Linked DNA regions of Homo sapiens: region 1 is linked to region 2. The links are chromatin contacts, found by Hi-C or POLR2A ChIA-PET in ENCODE. All regions are on one chromosome and are shown on one strand. Each heading gives the region's core, a stretch centred on a gene start or an enhancer-like site at or near the end of the contact. The rest is flanking DNA. Distances are from core to core; before and after follow the strand shown. Region 1 holds the start of ARHGEF3-AS1 (ARHGEF3 antisense RNA 1). Region 2 holds the start of ARHGEF3 (Rho guanine nucleotide exchange factor 3).

Region 1 (5,244 bases), core at 760-3,259, 140 kb after region 2:
ATAAGAATGTCTCCTCTTCCCTGAATGTGTATTAACCAAGGGGTCAGGTGCTGGTGGTCCTTGCTGCTGCTACAGCATCTAATACCGCTGGTTTTATTTCCAGCACCACGTGGGAGTTGGCAGTAACAGTCATGCACAAAAAAGCTGGTCCTGGAGTTGTGTTCATTGAGATTTCCAGGGTTGGATGGCAGAGAGAGCCTGAGTGGAGACTGACAAATGCAGGAGGCCCAAAAATCAAGGAAGAAAAGAATTTTAATCTTCACACTTATATAGGGCAGCCCATTTTAAAATGGGCCCCATGCAATCAAGATTAATGATTATTAGTTTTTAGAGACTACTAATTTCAATTACGGAGGAAGAATAAGTTTGTAAGACTTATTCATCTTCGATAATAGAATATATTTTAAGTGATGTTACTTATAATTAAGTGGTTAGTAAGTCAAATGTGTGCACCTAACACAGACAAGAAGGGATGGAAGGAGCAAAAGATACCTAATATTCATGAGGCATCTGGTTACACTAAATATGCATGAGACTTACAAGGCACTAAATATACAGAGGCACTAAGAACACATGAGCACGTAACATACATGAGGCCTTAGCTCGGCTCCCCGTTGAAGATAACCTATTCTAGCCTCATGTGTCTTCTGCCCAAGAGATAAAACAGAAATTAGCCAGCTGTTCATCCAGCTAATTGGCAAACCGCAGTACAGACCAGGCGTACTTGTCCCTGAGTCTCTTTGATAAAGCTAGTGTGTGCCACTGGCCCAGGGCGCCTTTGTCTGTGAGTCTCTTGCTTGAAGTTCAACTCCAGTCCTTGTAGATGCATCGTCAGTCATGAAAGCTGACACTGTACAGAGAGATAGGACATTTGGACATTGCGAAGCCCAGGACTCAGGTAGTGTGGTCCTTCCATCCTGCCTGCACTCTCTGTGAAGTGTGTTAATGGATCCCATCTTTTTCCCCTTGCTTCTAGCTGTGTCTTTCAATTGATTTAACGGGCAGTATGATTTGGGCATTTAAAGGGGGGTGGTATTCGAGCCACAATCCAATCTCGTCCAGTCTATTCAGTGGGCCACACTCACTGTGAAGAGGAAGAAGTTGATGACAGAGAAGAAAATCCAATAACAGGACTTTTACCAACCTCCACGCAAGAGGCTTCAATTCCCATTCCCAGATTCAGACACAGGCAGAAAGAGAAATAAACCTAACACGGAGGAAAGAAAGGGAAGTTTCGGCTTCAGAAAAGGAGGATTTTCTAAATAGGTATGTTCCCTCAGTTCTCGACATCACCATCTCCTCTCATGCTTTCAAATACATAAGGCTCTTTTGGAGGTAGCAAGATCACTACCATGACATTTTTGTGTGTGTAATAAAGGCTACATTTGATTAAAATTAAAAATAAAAATTTCAATGAACAGTCATCAATACGACTAACCACAAAACAATACTGAGACTGATTCTTGGACCACCTTCTGTTTAAAACCCCTGACTGAACCCCAATACTTCCCAACAGTCTAGAAATGGCTTAAGAACACAATTTTCTAGGACCTGCTATTATTTTGATTCATCCCGAGGACTATTATGTTTTATGTCTTGCTGAATAGCTTGCCAAACAGGCTGTTCTTGCTCCCAGAAGAGATTGTCCAGGTTGAAAAAAAATCAATAACTAAATGGACTGCTTCTAACCAAAGATGAAAGAAGAGGAGTTAGGAGTTTTGCCCACATGGAGTCAGACAGGAAAAAATGGAATCAGGATGATTACCTTTTATGATAGGAGGACAGATAGGGAAGAATTTTGTAGGCAGGAATTATTTGTATCTGCTCCAGTGCCTCCTTCTCCTTCTAGAAACTGCCCCTTCTCCCCCATTGTTACTATGGTTACCATAGGAGTCACCATGGTGGTACAGCATAATCCCACTCCCTGGCCACTGCTGATTGGTCCAAGAGTATCCACTTGATCCAAGTTGGACCAATCAGAATCCCTCCCTAGTAATTCTGGCTCTGAGAGAGAGAGAAGGCTGTCTCTCTGTAGATGGCTGTGTTTCAACTGTACTGAGAAATGGAAAAAGTCAGTTGGCCAAGCAAAAGTGCTAAGAGCAGAGAGGAGTCAAGAATCCTCATGGGCTTCCAGTGCCTGGTTCAAGGTACTTCTGAGCCTCCACTGCATTCCACGAAATACTTCCCATACCCCTGTACCTTTAAAAACTCTCCTTAAGCTAATTTGAGTTGAATTCCTGTCACTTGCAACTAGGATTTTGTAATTAACCCAGAAGGCCAAAGTAAAAGCATATTTTACCCTGCATAACTCTGGAACCAAAAAGGGACTAAGCAAGGACTAATCAAAACGATAACTATATAAAATAAACAGGCATCTAGAAACTCAAAAATGCAAATCTGCTCAACTGGCACACAAGCCTACTGTTAACTCCCACAGACCTCACATATGGCCAGAAAAAGAAACGGCTTTGAATCTAAGAATGAGCTCCAATGTTCCTGGCATATTTTTGGTGTCAGCAGGTTGAAGATGACGTGAGCTTTCCCTCACAGGTGTCAGGATCTATACAGCCTGGCTTCTCTACTGCCTGAAGGGAAATGAGACAAGCAGGACTAAGTGGAAACCCAGGTATGGTCGGTTTTGCCTTTATGAGGGGGCAGCTCACATTTAAAAAAAAAAGCATCTGTTAAATACTTATCTTTAGAAAACAGTCATCTCAGGAATAAAGGAACCCTAGTTATATGGAGCTAATATTTTCTGCGCTTACCTACATGAGAGACATTCTTCGGGTCACTTTACACACATAATTACTAAGTCTCTGGTTTTCAGAAAATGGCATTATTTTCCATACCTATTTTGCAGATAAGAGACCCGATGCTCTGAAATGTGTCTGAAGCCCCCAATCTGGCATTCTGACCCCAAAGCATATACCTTTTCACCATCTAAGCATTTGTTATGGCTGCCAAGCACTGTCCACCAAACTCAGACTCTGGGCTGACCAATAAAACTGCTAACCCCAAGGGCGCATGGAAGTAGCCTCTAGACTGACTCTCAGAGAGGTGGGGAGAACTGGGAGAGGAGGTGGGGGCAAACATCTTGAAGCACTGCAGAGCACACCACAGCATGTGCCAGCCCCTTCTGTGTACCCAGATTTCATCAGTCCCCAGAGGCTTAGCCACAGCACATGTTCTGTTTTTGAGGCAGAGTCTCGCTCTGTCGCATAGGCTGGAGTGCACTGGCATGATCTTGGCTCACTGCAACCTCCGCCTCCTGGGTTCAAGCAATTCTCCTGCCTCAGGCTCCCAAGCAGCTGGGGTCCCAGGAGTGTGCCAACACATCTGGCTAATTTTTGTATTTTTAGTAGAGACAGGGTTTTGCCATGTTGGCCAGACTGGTCTCAAACTCCTGATCTCAAGTGATCCACCTGCCTTGGCCTCCCAAAGTGCTGGGATTACAGGCATGAGCCATGATGCCCGGCCCACAGAACATGTTCAATGAAACACCCCGATGTGTTCTAAGACCTGAAACTTTTAATATAAGCCTCCTGTTGCTTGTGGAAGATTGTGATTGTGGAAGGAGTTCTTTTTTAATTATTCTACGTGTATTATTTTGCTAATTATAAAGGCAATACACACTCTCTTTAAAAAATTCAGACTTTATAAAAAATATGTAACTAACACAACAACAGTTCTCTGGGACTTCATCTACTCCATATTGTTGTTCATCAGTGACGAGACTTCTTTCTATGTATATATTAATATATTTTTTCCCCGTAAGAAGGGATCACTTTAGTTTTTATGGTTTTAATGTGCTTTTCTTTAGTTATGGTTTAAATCCTATAAATATATGCTTTACATTATATGCCTCTGCATCAATTGCACTTGTTACAATCATCACATTGTTGAGAACACAGGCTCTGAAACCAGACTGACTGGGTTCAAAAGCTACATCCACTACTTAATTGCTGTGGGTCTTTGGGGATGATTCTGGTAGAAGTTTTCCCATTTGAAAACTGGGGATAATAATAATATTGACTAAATAGTGCTGTAGGGGAATGTGATTACTTGCAAAGTACTAGGAGCAGTAGCTAGCACATTCCAAAGGCTAACAAATGAAATACATTATTATTGCTATTGTTTTTATTACAAGGATCTCTCATTTTACTGCACTTGGCTTTATTGCACTTTGCAGGTGCCACAAACTGAAGGTTTGTGGTAAAACTGCATTGAGCAAATCTATCAGTGCCATTTTTTCCAACAGTATGTGCTCAATTTGCATCTCTGCATCACATTTTGTTCACTCAAAATTCAATAGTTCAAACTTTTTCATTATTACATATCTGTTACGGTGATGTCTGACCAGTCATCTTTGATGTTACTATTGTAATTGTTTTGGGGTGCCACGAACCATCCTCATATAAGATGGTGAGCTTAATCAATAAATGTGTGTGTTCTGACTGCTCTATCAACCAACCATCCCATCTCTCTCCCTCTCCTCAGGCTTCCCTATTCCCTGAGACACACTAATATTGAAATTAGGCCATTCAATAACCCTAGAATGGTCTCTAAGTGTTAAAGTGAAAGGAAGAGTTGCCTATCTCTCACTTTAAGTCAAAAGCTAGAAATGATTAAGCTTAGTGAGGAAGGCATGTCCAAAGTTGAGGCAGGCTGAAAGTTAGGCCTATTGTACCCAACAGCCGAGTTGTAAGTGCAAAGGAAAAGTTCTTGAAGGAAATTGAAAGTGCTACTCCAGTGAACACATAAAAAGATAAGAAAGCAAAACAGCCTTATCGCTAATAGGGGGAAAGTTTGAGTGGTGTGGATAAAAGATCAAACCAGCCACAACATTCCTCTAAGCCAAAGCCTAATCCAGAGCAAGGCCCTAACTCTCTTCAATTCTATGAAGGTGAGAGGAAGATGCAGAAGAAAAGTTTGAAGCTAACAGAGGTTGGTTAGTTCATGAGGTTTAAGGAAAGAAGCTGTCTTCATAACATAAAAGTGCAAGATGAAGCAGCAAGTCCTGATGTAGAAGCTGCAGCAAGCTATCCAGAAGATCTGGCTATGATAATCGACAAAGGTGGTGACACTAAACAACAGATTTTCAATGTAGATGAAAAAGCCTTATCTTGGAAGAAGATGCCAGCTAGAGCTTTCCTAGCTAGAGAGAAGTCAATGCTTGGCTTCAAAGCTTCAAAGGACAGAATGACTTTCTTATTAGGAGCTAAGGCAGTTGGTGACTTTAAGTTG
Region 2 (5,058 bases), core at 1,705-4,204:
GTAGAATATTTTCAAAAGCTTAAAATAGATCTTTTAAAGAAAATAAAAATACATTTTAAAAATATCATTTTTTGCTTTCACTGGAAACTACCACAAATAAAAAATTACAAATCACTTAAATCTTGAGTAGAAATTTTATTTGCTTTTAAGAGAATGCTTATTTTTGCATATTTTTTTACTCAGTGTACGGTATCAAATGCACATCAATGCCACTTGCCTGTTCCCCAGGAGCCTTTTCCTAAGTGATTTTCCCCAGTACACTTGCTGCAAGGATAGGAGTCAATGCTAGAAGGCACTTCCCAGTGCCATGCTGTGTGCACTGTCCTACCCAAGGCAAATTCGGAAGGAACAGCCATTACACACGGCCATTAAATGTTTAAAGGGCACAGGTGCTCTGTTGCAACGGCCTTTGAAGGTCAACAAGTCCTGTTTTCCTAGAAAGGCCTCTGGATAGATCTATTTTTCTTTTTATTATAACCACATTCTTTCCACAAAGAAAACAATCACTCTTAAAAAAATACTTTCAGAGGAATTAACAGTCAATGCCTAGCTTATAAACAATTATATAATCATGTTTTTCAAAAGGCTGACAAGCGAATGCTATTTTTTAATTTATGAATACTGACGACACCTACTGGTGGAAAATATATTTTAGTTAACTGCTTATGGAGAAGCTAGGCCTACAAGGGTTGGCTGCCTTTTGCGCTGATAAGGAAACCAGAAAACTACCCACTAAACTCACTTAGGTTTCTTTTTCCAATTTTGCCAATTTCCATTATCAGGAAGTGATATGCTCATCGATGAAGCTAAAAGATATCTCTGCCTCAAAGTGTATAAAGCATACTTGATTTAGTGTTTAAATCAAACACTAAAAAACAAAAACCCCAATAGTGATATCTGAAAAATATTTACCAACTATTTCCAAAACTATTCCAACCCCTTCCTTATTTCTCACATCAGGATATCCCCATACGAGGAAAATAAGTCATATTTTATAGTCTAGATCCAGCTACCAATGAAGAAAATTAATATTTGACATGTGATAAGTTTCATATTTGTGATATATAGACATATCTATATTCTATGTATAAGAATAAAATGAAATTAAGCAGGCAAGTTTTACCTAAGCCTTTAGCTAAACTACTCAAAAACACAGGACTAAGTAATAGTAGGAAGGGACTGGTTAGAGTCCTCAGCTATCCTCACTATTCTTTTCTTTGGCCCACTTCAATTTATTAATTTATTGGTTATGCCTTTCTTCCTTACAAGTGGAGTTTGAGTGGGCACCAATTGCGCTGCTCCTATGTTGATTAAATTAGGAAGTTCCCACTGAAAAAATATTATATCCATTCCAGGCCTGACCAACCTGAATTCTATGCAAATGCCACTAGGGCCATCACACTTTCACAGCTGCTGGCAACAAAAACTCTTTGTGATAATATTCGACTGAGCTGGAGTGTAGGGTTGGGTTTGAGTGAGGGAGAAGTTAGTTTGTGCTCAGCGTATAGAAAGCTGAATACAACCAGAGACTGCTTGGAGTCCTGTCAGCCTGGAGCAGCTCTTGCTAGAGGAAATGAATCTTTGATGGTGTGCTCCCGAATATACATGATTCAGTGAGCCAAGTGCATACAGCTGAGCAGACCCAAGGAAGGCGAGTGGGTGGAACCTCAAGAATGCTGTGACAAGGCCGGATGCACACCTGCCTTCAGCCTTTCCCCAGTGGTGGTGGTGATGTTTGATGTTCGCAGAGTGAGGTGTGGGAGAGTGGAAAGCTCCCAGATACACGCATGAGCGGCAATGACTAGCTGGGTCCTGTGGGTTCCACCGCAGCTTGACCACAGCAAAGCTGTAATCTAGCGAAAGCGACTGTATTCCCTAAGACCCTCAAAGAGAGGGATGCTTTCTCCTCCAGCTGAACCCAACCTTTAAGGCCAGTGAGCTATGTGCCAGAGAAATAACACGCAAGAGGAAAAGGCAGACTAAACATAACCTGGGAGCACTCCTTCACATCGCCCGCAAGGCACAGGAAAGTTCCCAGAAAGAGAAATGTTTCCAATGTTCCAAGGCAGCTTTCCATTGACCCTAAGGACTTTAATTCATTTTCAAGATCCATGTGGGAGACACTCCAATTTACTCATTTAGCCCCAGCCCCCCGGCTGAATGACCCTCACTGGCCACAGGTGATAGGCAGAGGCGCTGTGTCCTGTTTTTGCTGCCAAAGGGCTGCAAGGCCAAGTCTGACAGGTGAGAGGGCTGGTACGTCCCTCTGCTCTCACAACCCAGGCAAAAAAAACTCGCTTAAAGGGTAGCGACACTGGGGCTTGCTGACACTTCCCTGACACTGGGGCTTGCTGACAGTAGGAGAAAGTCCCTCTGAGAGTCCAGACAGAAGATGGACAGTCTGAGAGCCCTGCAAAGGCAAGGAGGCAGTTGCTCCCAGACCGGCAGGTAGAGGGACAGGGAGAGAGGAGGCAGCTAGTGCTTGGTCCACAGAGAAAAAGCGAGAGAAAAGGAGACAGGGTGAGAGATGGCGACGGGGAGACACAAAGAAGACTGTGGGAGAGATGTAGAGAGAGAAAGTGGCACACACGGAGAGTGAGAGATGGAAACAGAGACAGTGACACTGGACGGGCGCCGAGAATGGGAGATGGAGGCAGACGAGACAGGCAGATGACCCATAGAGGTCCAGGTGCAGGGCGCGGCCCTACCTCAGCGTCCTTGGCCGGACCGCTGGCCGGGGGTAGCTCCAGGCTGCAGTTCGCTCTCTTGACCGTGAGGTAGAAGGGGTAATCCTTGGCCACCATGGCGGCTGCCGGGCCTGCCCTTTGGGATGTCACCGCTGACCCTAGGCGACTACAAAACTCCCAGGCAAAAGGGGGCCCCAGCTCCACGATGCCGGGCGGCGGCGGCGACACGGAGACCGACAGCCGGCTTCTAGCCGGGCAGGACTCGACTGGGCTCCGGAGCCGAGTGGGCGGGACCGTGCCAGCCACGCCTTGATGGGTGGGGAGGGGGCGGGCCGCCGGCTCGGCACCGCCCCACGCTGCCGGGAGGGCCCACGTGCCGCAGCGCGGACACCTCCTGGGGCTGCGAGGGGCGTGGGGCGGTCCCGCGGGTGGAGAGGGACCTCTCTCTCCCCGCTGGTATTCGACTCCGGGCGCCCCCGCAGAGCGTGGGCCGCGATTGCGGGGCAGGCAGACCCCATGATAGCTCCTTTCGGGCTCTTTGGCACTCTCCGGGTGAAAGGCTGCTGGTAGAAAGGAGGCTGGGGCGAAACCGGGCAACGGGGAGAAAGGAGGCTGTAGTGACACCTGGAGGCAGGAAGGAGCCTGGGGGGAAAAGCGAGCGTTTTAAAAGCCCACATTAGAAAGGGGTGGTGTTCTCTCTTACCCTGTTCCCAGGCCACTGCACGTTTTTTTTGTTTTGTTTTGTTTTTGTTTGGTTTTTTAAATGAATGTCAGTGGAATATAATCTACAAATGGCAAAATGCACCCATTTTAAGAGTACCGTTTGTTGAGTTCTGACAAATGTAAACACCCGTATAACCACCTCCACAGTCGGTATACGAAACATTTCCACCACCCCCGGAAAATTCCCTCGAGACCTTTCCCACTTTGCACCAACTTTTAAATTTGACTAGCATATTCAGAGGCTGCCTGACACTCGAGGGCAATCTGACAGAGTGTCCTTCAAGTATAAAGCTGTGCATGGATGACCTGGCACTACCACACCTTTCTGGATCCTTTTTGGAGAAACAATGACATTATAAATGCCCAAGAAGGCGATTGATCTTAAGGTTGTTTGCAGCAGCCCTGTCTGGGGCAGTAAAAAATAAAAAATAACTGGAAACAATGGTAATATATCCATCAATAGGGAGTGCTTAAATAAACTTTCTTCACTGTGTAATACCGCTTAGCAGCAGTGAAAAAGGAGATGGGTCTATGGGTGTGGCATGGAAAGATCTCCAATGTATTAGACTCAGTTTAAAAATAATTGCAGACTAAGCATAATACAATACCATTTGTGTTAAAAAAAAATACAAGTTTACCAAAGAATATCATATATTTTCTATAAAGACATATTTGTGGGTAAATAGCATTGAACACTGTCTACAAGAATCCACAGCAAGCTTTTACCAGTTCCCCTGTGGCTGAAGGGAGGCACCTGGGTTTAAAGAATTAAAGATAGTGAACAAAAGGGACTTAAGCTTATAGCTCATGTTTTAAAATTTTTTATAAGAAAAATACAGCCTGGGCAGCAGTGAAACCCTGTGTCTACAAAAAAAATACAAAAAATTAGCCAGGGATGGTGGTGCACACCTGTAATCCCAACTACTCCAGAGGCTGAGGTGGGAGGATCACTTGAGCCTGGGAGGCAGAAGTTGCAGTGAGCCAAGATCATACCACTGCACTCCAGCCTGGGTGACAGAGACCCTGAGAAAAAATAAAAAAGAAAAGAAAAAAAGAAAGAAATAGAGGAAGGAAGAAAGGAAAAAGAAAAGAAAAGAAAAGAAAAAAGAAAAGATGGCTAGGTAGAGTGGCTCACACCTGTAATCCCAACACTTTGGAAGGCCAAGGCAGCAGTGTGGCTTGAGGCCAACAGTTCAAGACCAGCCTAAGCAACATAGCAAGACCCTGCCTCTACAAAAAAATTTAAAAATTAGCCAGGTATGGTAGTGCATGCCTGTAGTCTCAGCTAATCCCGAGGTTGAGGTGGGAGGATTCCTGAGCCCAAGAGTTCAAGGCTGTGGTGAGCTATGGTTGCACCACTGCACTCTAGCCTGGTGACAGAGTGAGACCCTGTCTCAAGAGAAAAAAAGAAAAATACCTTCATTCATGGCACTTCTTGGGAAATTATAGTTTTTTAAAATATTATAATTATCATATTTTCTTTCTTTTTTTTTTTTTTGAGATAGGGTCTTGCTTTGTTGCCCAGGCTGGAGTGTAGTGGCATGATCTTGGCTCACTGCAACCTTCTCCTCCTGGGCTCAAGTGATCTTTCCACCTCAGCCTCCCAAGTAGCTGGGACTACAGGCCTGGACCAGTGTGCCCAGCTAAT

The links. A loop is a pair of places that touch in the nucleus more often than their neighbours do. ChIA-PET counts read pairs that join two places held with the same protein, here RNA polymerase II (POLR2A). Pooled maps may share reads with other maps.
Region 1: a loop to region 2 is called in a pooled map, with 2.4 times the contacts of the local background. The contact joins the promoter of ARHGEF3-AS1 here to the promoter of ARHGEF3 in region 2. A Hi-C loop is called at or near these places in 5 of 50 pooled maps. POLR2A ChIA-PET finds 5 or more read pairs at or near these places in 10 of 52 experiments (CD4-positive, alpha-beta memory T cell, GM12878, HepG2 and 6 more).

What each region holds. Positions count from the first base shown.
Region 1 is chr3:56,938,031-56,943,274 of GRCh38, forward strand. ARHGEF3-AS1 (ARHGEF3 antisense RNA 1) reads left to right here and starts at 2,010. Exons shown (of 3, transcript NR_046572.1): 1 at 2,010-2,147; 2 at 2,551-2,626. It also overlaps a transcript of ARHGEF3 not described here.
Region 2 is chr3:56,798,995-56,804,052 of GRCh38, forward strand. It overlaps ARHGEF3 (Rho guanine nucleotide exchange factor 3), which reads right to left and starts at 2,955. Exons shown (of 10, transcript NM_019555.3): 1 at 2,709-2,955. The coding sequence starts at 2,804. RefSeq lists an enhancer at 541-590 and a silencer at 2,955-3,124.